2 separate regions of the Homo sapiens genome follow, and region 2 is linked to region 1. A link is an interaction called in ENCODE POLR2A ChIA-PET data of the cell type or tissue named here. Cell type or tissue: MCF 10A. All regions are shown on one strand. Each heading gives the region's core, and the rest is flanking DNA. Links, peaks and the distances in the headings are about the cores only.

Region 1 (5,393 bases), core at 281-5,280:
TCCTGTAACATAAATAGGCTATTTTGATGCCCCTTTTTGAATATGAAATTCTAAATTTTAGAGAAATTTTTTGTAAATCTGTAGTGCCTAAGATTTTAAATCTGGCTATAATATCTTTTTATTATGTTTAATCCTAGTCTTGAATTCTTCTATTATATTTCCTTTAGAATCATCCAAGAGTATGGCATTGAAAGGTTAAATGGTTAAACTATATTTAAAACCACAAAATCAAATTCACCTTTTTCAAAAAATTTTAAAACTGTGTATTTCTGTTTTAGGGAACATCTGGAAATGCTGATTGACCAGCTAAAAATCAAATTACAAGATAGCCAAAATAACTTACAGATTAATGTATCTGAACTTCAAACATTGCAGTCTGAACATGATACACTGCTAGAAAGGCACAACAAGATGCTGCAGGAAACTGTGTCCAAAGAGGCGGAACTCCGGGAAAAGTAAGACTGTTAGCAGCACTAACGCTGTACCAGACAGCAATGTATTTCTTTGTTGAAACTTCTAATATGTTGATCCTTGAGATAAATGCAGATTAGAAAATAAAAAATAGACATTTCTAAAGGCTTGGAAACTTTGCTTTATCTACCTTAGAGCTTCGCCTTTTACATTGCTTTTGTATTTTGCATTTTTAAGAACAATTAATGTCTATCTGCTCATCCAGTATTCTGTGTCTCCTACAGCCTTCTTGGCTAGGATGTTTCTCTAAAAAAACAAACAAAAACATACTACTTTCCAACCCAAGTATCAAATCATAAGCATTTTTTTTTCTAGAAGAAAACACCCAAATAGTTGCTAACTGAAAAAGAATATGCAAGTTATCTTTGCAATTCTGTCTTCAATTTGTCATATTTTGTTCACTGTAATACTTTAAATAGACATTAGAAGTATTGGCAAAATAAATAGATTATTGTGAACAAGAAGTTTTCAACTCCTGTGATAAAGAAATTGGGTAGTAGGAGTATTAGGCTGAGGAAAAGAATTCTTCATTGAGCATCTTTTATCAAGGGTGTTGATAATTTTATCACAGATTTGCTTATATAATATATACCTAATCTTATGCTAATCTGAAAAATGAAAGCAGGTTTAGCTTTTTGTGGCTTCTGTCTGTTAACAGTGTAATTTGCATGTTAATCATGTAAACCAAAAGTTTCAGGGAAGATGTACCAGTTTTCTAACTGCCTATCACCAGGGTTTACCATGAGATTATCTTATATATAGTGATGTTTGCTTGATATTCTCCAACACTTATTCTTTTGGAAAGTTATTGCAAATTACATTGCTAACACAAATAAAGTACTGTTGATTCCTCTAAAGTAATTCAGTCTTTCAGTAAGTGTTTTTTGAGCACCTACTATGTGCCAGTCACTTTTCATAGCATTTTGAGGTATCTTTAGGAGTCTTTCCTCTTCTTCAGAAATATTAAAAACTAATGGTATTGTTACTGTCTGCCCAAGTATGAAGAAATAGCCTTCTCTTTATGTAGTCTCCACTTTTAAAAAATGTTTTAATATTCATACTTTATCTATAGCAGATTGTGAAAATGGTTCCAGAGGAATGTGATAATTAGGCTAATTAATATCTGTATTACGCAGAGACTACAGTTAATATAAACACCTCTGTAACAACTGAGACAGAACAGTGAACTTCCATCAGCACAATCATTCTGATTCCAGATGGGGGGTTTAAGCGTTTAGCTTTCAAATTGGTAAATTCATAAATGTCAGTGATACTGCCTGAGAATAGACACTTTACCCACCTCTAATTTTTATCCTGCTTAGACTATTTTTGTAACCTCCGATGGTTCTTCCTTTGCTTTCTGGGTAGATATTGTTTGAAAAAAATGCTTGCAGAGAAATTTGTATACACTAGTATTTTCTAGATTCATTAATCAGTATGAACTTAGTAATTAAGATTTCTTTTCTGAAACATGGTATTTTATTGCATTTCTCCTTTCAGCCACTAAACCCTGTTTGAAACCTTGTATGGTGCGCATGTGTGTAGCAGGTAGAAAAAATATCTTGGAAAAGTACAGACTAAACTGTTAACAACGTTTATCTACCTGTGGAATTGGGATTTTATCCTGCCAGGCATGAGAGTAATTAATAAGGGGCTTTTACTTTTTTCTCTGACGGCTTTTGTATTTTTTAAATTTTTATGAGAGAATTCTGTGGATCCCCTGTATAAAAGGAAATTTATTTATTTATTTATTTATTTTTTTTACCAAAGCCAAACATATAAAACATGAAAACTACAGGTAAACCATTAAAAGTGATGGTTCCCAAATTGTAGGCCCACTGGTTAGTTTCAGGCTGAGTACATAAAAATCACATTGAAAACTACTAAAAGTAGGAAATTCCTGGAACCACTACTGAGATCCTGATTCAGTGGGTGTAACATGAAAATTAGAGGTCTCTATTTTCAACAAGGTATTCCAGTGATTCTCATGTGCAGTGAGATTTGAAACAGCTATAGTAAACCAAGTCTGTGTTTGTTGTGGTTTATGTTAATCAACTCAAAAATGGATACTTTCCTCTAAAGTTTTCTGAGTAAATCAGAAGAGTGTGGGGTTTTTTTTTTTTTTAATGTTTTCAGGGTAGTAGATAAAAGGGAGATTAATCTTACATTCATGTGAGTTACCACATATGATGATGTGAAGAAGTGGACTAATTAAAAGTATAATTATTTTATGCTTTAAATATAATCCTATTTTCTGATGAACCATGAAAGAAGTTCCTAGTCTGGACAACACAACACAGTTTCTTAACTGGGGTTCTTCATCTGAAATGTGTAACACAGATTATTTGAACTAGATGACAGCCAGTGTCAGTTCTCATCAAGTTATTTCACAATGAGTACAGTGCAGGTATGTAGGAGAGAAGTTGATTCATACATTCAGTAGAGGTCTTAGAGCTAATTCTCTTGCAGAACCCAGTTGAGAAAGGCTAAGTCAGCATATAAAGTTGAAAGATCTTCTGTAACTAAGTTTCTCATCTTTCAGATTGTGTTCAATACAGTCAGAGAACATGATGATGAAATCTGAACATACACAGACTGTGAGTCAGCTAACATCCCAGAACGAGGTCCTTCGAAATAGCTTCCGAGATCAAGTGCGACATTTGCAGGAAGAACACAGAAAGACAGTGGAGACATTACAGCAGCAGCTCTCCAAGATGGAAGCACAGCTCTTCCAGCTTAAGAATGAACCGACCACAAGAAGTATGTATGTACACATGGAAATATTAGTTGTTCATGTTTTCATGCATTTGTCTCTTAAATACATTCTTCACAAATTCATAAGAAAGAAAATTTACTAGGTGTCACCAGTGTCAAATCTGTGATTAATGAATTTTGGATTTGCTTACTAGAAAGATAATTGAACCATCTGAATCCTTCCCTCTTCATTATACTTACAGAAGTCTGTATAACCTCTGAGAATGCTGACTTTGATGTATTCCTTACCCTCAATGGAAAGGAGTATTTCTTTTTCTCTGACTTAAACATCCTCTGTCAGTCTCGTGACATGTCTTTTTTTTGAGACGGAGTCTCGCTGTGTCGCCCAGGCTGGAGTGCAGTGGCGCGATCTCGGCTCACTGCAAGCTCCACCTCCCGAGTTCAGGCCATTTTCCTGCCTCAGCCTTCCGAGCAGCTGGGACTACAGGTGCCTGCCACCAGGCCGGCTAATTTTTTGTATTTTTAGTAGAGACGCAGTTTCACCGTGTTAGCCAGGATAGTCTCGATCTCCTGACCTCGTGATCCACCCGCCTCGGCCTCCCAAAATGCTGGGATTACAGGCATGAGCCACTGCGCCTGGCCGACACATGTCTTAATTCTAGTATTCACCAGATTTCTTTCATGTTCTCCGTTGTTAGACATCAAATTTGTCTACTTTTTAAATAGAAACATTAGATAGAGCAAGGAACTTAGAAACACTCAAGCGGCACTGAATGTGTTAGAACTGCATAACCAATATAGCTTCTTTGCTTTCACATTTACAATTAGTTGGAGTTTTAGTTCAGCCACACCCAGTATCTTCCATTCTGCTTCCAGGAAGACATGGAAAAATGTCAGCCATGATGATGCAGTATTTTAGTAGCAAGTTGATGGTGTTTTGGTTTCCCATGGGAAATATTGTCACTGGAGCATTAGCCGCTATCGGTCACTTATTAGGGTAAAAAAGCAACTTCAGAAGAATTTAACATATGCCAAAGAATCAACAAAGGAAGTAATCAGCCAGGGCAAAGGTCGCACAAGAGATTGTAATCTAGCAATCAGCAGTGGAATAAGCAGTCAGCTTACCAGAAACCCAGGAAAAAGCTTCAAAAAGGGCAGTCAGGACTAAGGCAACTTAATGAAATGCAAAATAAATGAAATCTGAAGTTTAAAAATCTAGATTACAATTCTGGTTTCTAACTCAGTTATGAGACCTTGGGCAAAGTCATTAAATTTCTCTGAACTTCAGATTTTTGGGAGTCAATAAACCAATACATGTCAAAGGGCCTGGTAAACTTTACAGTTTAGACCAGGCGTGGTGTCTCACCCCTGCAATCTCAGCACTTTGGGAGCCAAGGCAGGTGGATCACATGAGGCCAGGAGTTTGAGACCAGTCTGAACAACATGGTGAAATCCCATCTCTATTAAAAGTACAAAAATTATCTGGGTGGGATAGCATGCACCTGGAAGTCCCAGCTACTTGTGGGGCTGAGGTGGGAGGATGGCCTGAGCCTGGGAGGCAGAGGTTGCTGTGAGCCAAGATCGTGCCACTACACTCCAACCTGTGTGACAGAGTGAGACCCTGTCTCAGAAAAAAAAAAAACACTATACAGTTTATCAGCAAACAGGAAAGTCTTGCTAGACAATGTAATTGATTAGTTCCGTGCCCTGGATTCTGGGCTCTTACTGTATGAGCACTGTAGGTGTGAGCAGCAACAATTAAGAAGCTGCAGAGGTAAAGGTATAAGGGCAGTGATTGAGGATGTCTGCCAAGCAGATTTCAACAAGTGTGTTTCAAGAAGTATGCAGCAATCTGAAATACCTAATCCTGAAAAATTGCTAGAATCTAGTCTTTTAATTTTGGCCAGTATTTAGCAGTAGTTTGGCCCTCTACTCTAAATTAATAAAAAATAAGTAGTACTATATTATGAGCTGTGTTATCTAACAGTTTATCTTAGCTAGTAGCAATTAATTTATAGCTTCTATTAAAATGAGTAACGTATTTAAAAGTTTGATTACTAAGTTTTTGTTTGTTTGTTTTGTTTTTGAGCTGGAGTCTCACTCTGTCGCCAGGCTGGAGTGCAGTGGTGTGATCTTGGCTCACTGCAACCTCCGCCTCCTGGTTTCCAGCAATTCTCTGCCTCAGCCTCCCCAGCAGCTGGGATTAC
Region 2 (5,393 bases), core at 182-5,181, 79 kb before region 1:
GCACTCCAGCCTGGGTGACAGAGCGAGGTTCCATCTCAAAAAAAAAAAAAAAGGCAAATGTGCTTGGGACATCATCTGTAACCAATGAAACCTAGCAATGATAATGGACATGATTATTATAATTACTGTAAATCTTTTCATAAAGTCTGTGTGAGGATTGATACTGCCCAAACCATGTCCTGTTCCTCAAAGCTTTGTGTTCCGTCTGCTTTTGAGTTATCTGGGCCCTCAGTGACTTGTGTGGCTTTCATGGGAGTAGAAACTTTGCTCTCAGCCTCCTCTTCTGCAGCGCTGGGATCTGGCTCCACTTCCTCTAGTGTCCATACACATCTGTGTTCTCCCCACCCCTTTCATACAGCCCCAGCTGAGTTTTTAAATCTTCAACCTACTACTTTAAAAGTTTGATTTTCCATCCTATCATTGGTGAGGCCAACAGCGTCTGTTCTATCAGTGAATACTCCTTCCCTTTTCCTTCATTCCCAGTGCTCTGGTTTTGGCACCATGAAGAGAACCTAAGTTTTTAAACTGCACCTTCCAATGTCATTCTAAGTGGCTGTGAACCATGGCAGTAGAAAGTATGCCTATACCTGAGGGCTGCTAGCTCACCTCTTCATTCTGACTGTCTTCATGGCAGGTACAATGCCGACACATGGTTGTGTGCTAGACCTCACTCATCACTAAGATGCTCAAAATCAACAAATCGCTACCATGGTCCAGTTCTTCTGTTACATACAGGTTCCCACGCTGCTGCAAATCTCACTGAATTCCGCTTGTCTACCTAATAGTTTCTAAGACTTTATCTGATACAGTTGGCCCTCCATATCCATGTGTTCCACATGCATGAATTCATCCAACCACAGATTGAAAATATTTGGGAAAAAATGGATGGTTGCTTCTGTACTGAACATGCACAAACTTTGTTTCTTGACACTATTACCTAAACGAGACAGTATAATAAGTATTTACATAGCATTTATACTGTACTAGGTATTATTTATAATTATAGAGTTGATTTAAAGTTATACAGGAGGTGGGGCTAGAAGCAGCGGTTCACACCTATAACCCTAGCGCTTTGGGAGGCTTAGGAAGGTGAATTGCTTGAGGCCAGGAGTTTGAGACCAACCTGGGCAACACAGCAAAACCTATCTCCACAAAAAAAAATTTTTAAATAAGCCCGGTGTAGTGGTACATGCCTGTAGTCTTAGCTACTTGGAAGGCTAAGGCAGGAGGATTCCTTAAGTCCAGGAGTTCAAATCTGCAGTGAGCTGTGAATGCCACTGCACTCCAGCCTGGACAACAGAGGGAGACTCTGTCTCTTAAAAAATACATAAATATAATAAAAGTATTTTTTAAAAATAAAGTATATGGGAGGATTTCAATAAGTTATATATAAATACTGCACCATTTTGTATAATGAACTTGAGCATTCATGGATTTTGGTATTCACAGGGAGTTCCTGGAACCAAACCCCCATAGATAATGGGGGACAACTATATATCTGAACATTGTAATTAAATATTTGTGCCTTGCAAACATAATGGTGATTATAAAGTAATTACTTTTCAGAGACACATATTTGGGTCTAATGTATAACATCTGATACAGCTTTATATAGTTCCTCAAATAAGTAAATTTCTAATTGGAGTTTGGTGATACTTTTTCTTCGTAAAATATATCATACTACAGCCCTAAATACAAGATAAAGATGTGAACTGAGTAGGCTATAAAGTTCCTTTCAGTTGTAACCTTTCTGTGATTCTAAACATAGGTACATTTTATGAATAATTTTTTAAATTCACCTTTTTTGCTAAAAATTATAAACAAGTCTTATTTATTTTGCAAAATAATTGAGCATCATCTAATCTATATTGGATGTGCTTTAATAATTTGGTAAAAATACAGCCAGGCATGGTGGCTCACGCCTGTAATCTCAGCACTTTGGGAGGCCGAGGCGGGCAGATCACAAGGTCAGGAGTTCGAGGTCAGGAGTTTGAGACCAGCCTGGCCAGCATGGTGAAACCCCGTCTCTACTAAAAATACAAAAAAAAATTAGCTGAGCATGGTGGCACATGCCTGTAGTCCCAGCTACTCAAGAGGCTGAGACAGGAGAATCGCTTGAACCCGGGAGGTAGAGGTTGGAGTGAGCCGAGATCACGCCACTGCACTCCAGCCTGGGTGATAGAGTGAGACTCTGTCTCAAAACAAAAATTGGTAAAAATACAATCATATGGTGACAAAATGAGCTAATTATTAATGTACACTAGTAAGTTAAGATACCATAAACAAGAAAAATAAGAGTGCTTTACTAAATTCTACATACTCTGAATTTTATGTCTAAAAATATTTAATTATTTTATTATTAATAGTGAATGCAGCTTACAAATTATTATTAAAGTAAAATTGGTGTTTGATGAGTACAACGGTAATATATCAATAGTTACTATATCCGTAATGTTCTTTTCCACCTCTGGTGCAATGTGAGCTCTTTGGAACATGGCCTTATCAGCTGCTGATTCTGGGACTCACTTGGCCCTGTGAGCATCCCTTTGGACTCTGGCCAATCAGCCTGAGGGAACTTTTGTTCTCAGTGGGCATTAGATATACGGAAAAAGAAAAAAAAAGACAGCCATCTTACCACAACTATTCTGAAAATTCAGTTGACTCACTTTTTAAAGTACAAAGACTATGATGTTGTTTTGTAATTGGGCTGAAGGGTAGAGTAAAGATGTTCTCAAAGATACCTGCAGGATATTTACAAAATTTTTTCCACAGTAAATCTTGTATGGGATGATTCATTCCTTCATGTATGCAGAAGTGGTCACTCACAAGGAAGAACTTCCCAGAGAGTAGAGTCAGGGATCATGGAAAACAGTGGATTAAAAAAGTCCTTCTCAGGCAGCAGCATTGGGTCTAATTGTGGAACTGTGCCCAATGTCAGGGCAGACAGGACTCCTCAGGCATTCCCTGCAGGGTGTCACCAAGTGCTGGATCAATGACTGCTGTGTGATTCTCATTCTTTCCTTTTCTCAGTGGAAGTACCCTATACCTACTATATCACTGTGTAATGTGTGGCTAGAATACAAAAACCTTGTCCTTTTGATTCAGAAGTTGGCCACACCCTGCCCTGTTGGAAAAATGACTGCAGTTCATCCTGAGATGCTCAACTTGAAGTGGCAGCCAGTAACAAGATGGGACTTTTGGGCTCTCGCCCATGGGGAGGGTGTCTTCTCTAAGTGGGAAGAAGGGGGAAATGGATATTTGGTATCCAGAAGGGTGAATTTGACTCAGATGGCTAGTTAACCACCACACCCATCTTCTCTCCTTCCTGGGCCCTCAGCAAGACAATATTCCTCAGTCTCAGACACAGTTGGATTTTTGCAACCCAAAAGAATATGAGTGACTCCCTTACTTGGCCCATAAAAACTTTCTCACAAAATCCTCCACCCCCTCTTCTCACATCTGCTGACTGGATGTCAACATCCAGGGCAAACAAGGAAACCAGGGGGGAGAAGATAGCAATAAACAGCTAGAAAATAGTAGCACTGAAATTCAAACTCAAATTTCACATTTGATAGATGGTCTTTAAACTAATTGCCTAATTAGCATATCTACTTGGATGCCTAATAGACAACTCGAATTTGTCCAAATATGTCCAAAACATAGGTTGTAAATATCCTACCTGATCTTCACCCCTAGCCTTCTTCCACCTTGATTAACAGTCCCACTATTCAGAAGTTACTCTGGCCTAAAACCTAAGAGTCTTCTTTAATCCCTCTCTTTCCCTCATGCCCACATAAGTGCAACAGAAAATCCAAGTTGTTCCTCAAAACTGGCACTAATTTCAAATGTTATCCTAAATCCGATCACGGTTCATCACCTCCTTTACAACCCCCTCACCCACAGCACTATCACCTCTGAACCACTACAAGGCCTCCTAAGAGCTTCCACTCCCCCACATCTGCTCCAATAGCCTCTTTACACAAAAAAGTCAGAATGACCTTCTTGATGCATAATTCAGATCATGTTTCCCCTGCTTAAAACCAACCAATGTCTTCCCATTTTGCAAACAACACAGCCCAAACTCAGCACAACCTTCAAAGCCCCCAGGGACTGGCCAAGCCCTCTTCAACTGCACCTTCTACTACATGACCTCAGTATGTTTGAGGAAAAGCAAGAAGGCGGAGGTGATTAGAGAATGGGAAGTGACTACTACCCACTAGTCATGACTCTCTAATCAACTTGGCCTTCTTGCTGTTTCTCAAACATGCCAAGATCATTGCCATCTATGTCAGTCAGGAATGCAACAGGACAATTCAACAAGGGATTGTTTACAAAGATGTGAGCAGCAAAACCAATAAGGAATGGTTAGTCTCCCAGGGCTAGCAACAGTGGAAAGCCATTTTAATTGCTAGAACTAAAAACAATTAATATTGTTCATTTATGTGCTTATAGCCTGTGTCTACAACTAATTCAACAAGTGAGAATTTCTCTGTCTTAATTACAATTGCATCTTTCCCCCTTCCCTGACCAGTGCCTAGCATAATGCTTAGTGAGTGGTAGATGCTCTGTAAATGTAGACCAGGCTGAAAGAACCGCTACACAATAGCTTCTTCTATCTTAGGCTCTTCTAGCCCAATCCAAATCTATTCAACAGTCAATTGTAGGATGTCCTTCTCAGTCCCTAAGCCAATGGGAAATATCCACTCTACTGGTGCCTTCTCTGACTGTGTCCTGGTCTTTAATTGGTGCTAATGTGCGTGTGTGTGTATATATATATATAAAATATATAATTATATATAATATATATAATTTTTATGTAAATTATATATAATTTATTATATATAATTTTATATTTATAATATTTTTATATACATATTTTATATATCTTTATAATTATATATTACATATATAATATTATATAATATATATAATATATATAATATATATTATATATTATATAATATATATTATATATATTATATATAATATATATAATATATATAATATATATAATATATATAATATATAATATATATTATATAATATATATTATATATAATATATATTATATATAATATATATTATATATAATATATAATATATATAATATATATAACATATAATAATATATTATACATAATTTATATATAATTTTTATATAATTATATATATTTATATATTTTTATATAATTATATATATTTATATATTTTTATATAATTATATATATTTATATATTTTTATATAATTATATATATAATTTTTATATAAATATATATAATTTTATATAATTTTATATAATTATAAAATATATAATTATATATAATTTTATATAATTATAAAATATATAATTTTATATAAACATATATTATAATTTATATATTTTTTTAATGTA

The links. ChIA-PET counts read pairs that join two places held together with the same protein. Peaks named below come from ENCODE experiments on the same cell type or tissue, not always from the same donor. Only the 100,000 strongest peaks of a DNase experiment are listed, where the experiment ranks them.
Region 2: POLR2A ChIA-PET joins it to region 1 with 5 read pairs; 1 of 35 experiments calls an interaction of 5 or more read pairs at or near these places.

What each region holds. Positions count from the first base shown.
Region 1 is chr2:108,489,560-108,494,952 of GRCh38, forward strand. GCC2 (GRIP and coiled-coil domain containing 2) reads left to right here. Exons shown (of 23, transcript NM_181453.4): 18 at 279-455; 19 at 3,014-3,231. Among named protein-coding and RNA genes, the nearest start is that of GCC2-AS1, 42 kb to the right of the region's middle. In MCF 10A, for the core only: no CTCF peak of the experiment used is centred there; a DNase peak (open chromatin) is centred at 3,032.
Region 2 is chr2:108,410,508-108,415,900 of GRCh38, forward strand. No RefSeq gene overlaps it. Among named protein-coding and RNA genes, the nearest start is that of SULT1C4, 35 kb to the left of the region's middle. In MCF 10A, for the core only: no CTCF peak of the experiment used is centred there; a DNase peak (open chromatin) is centred at 2,574.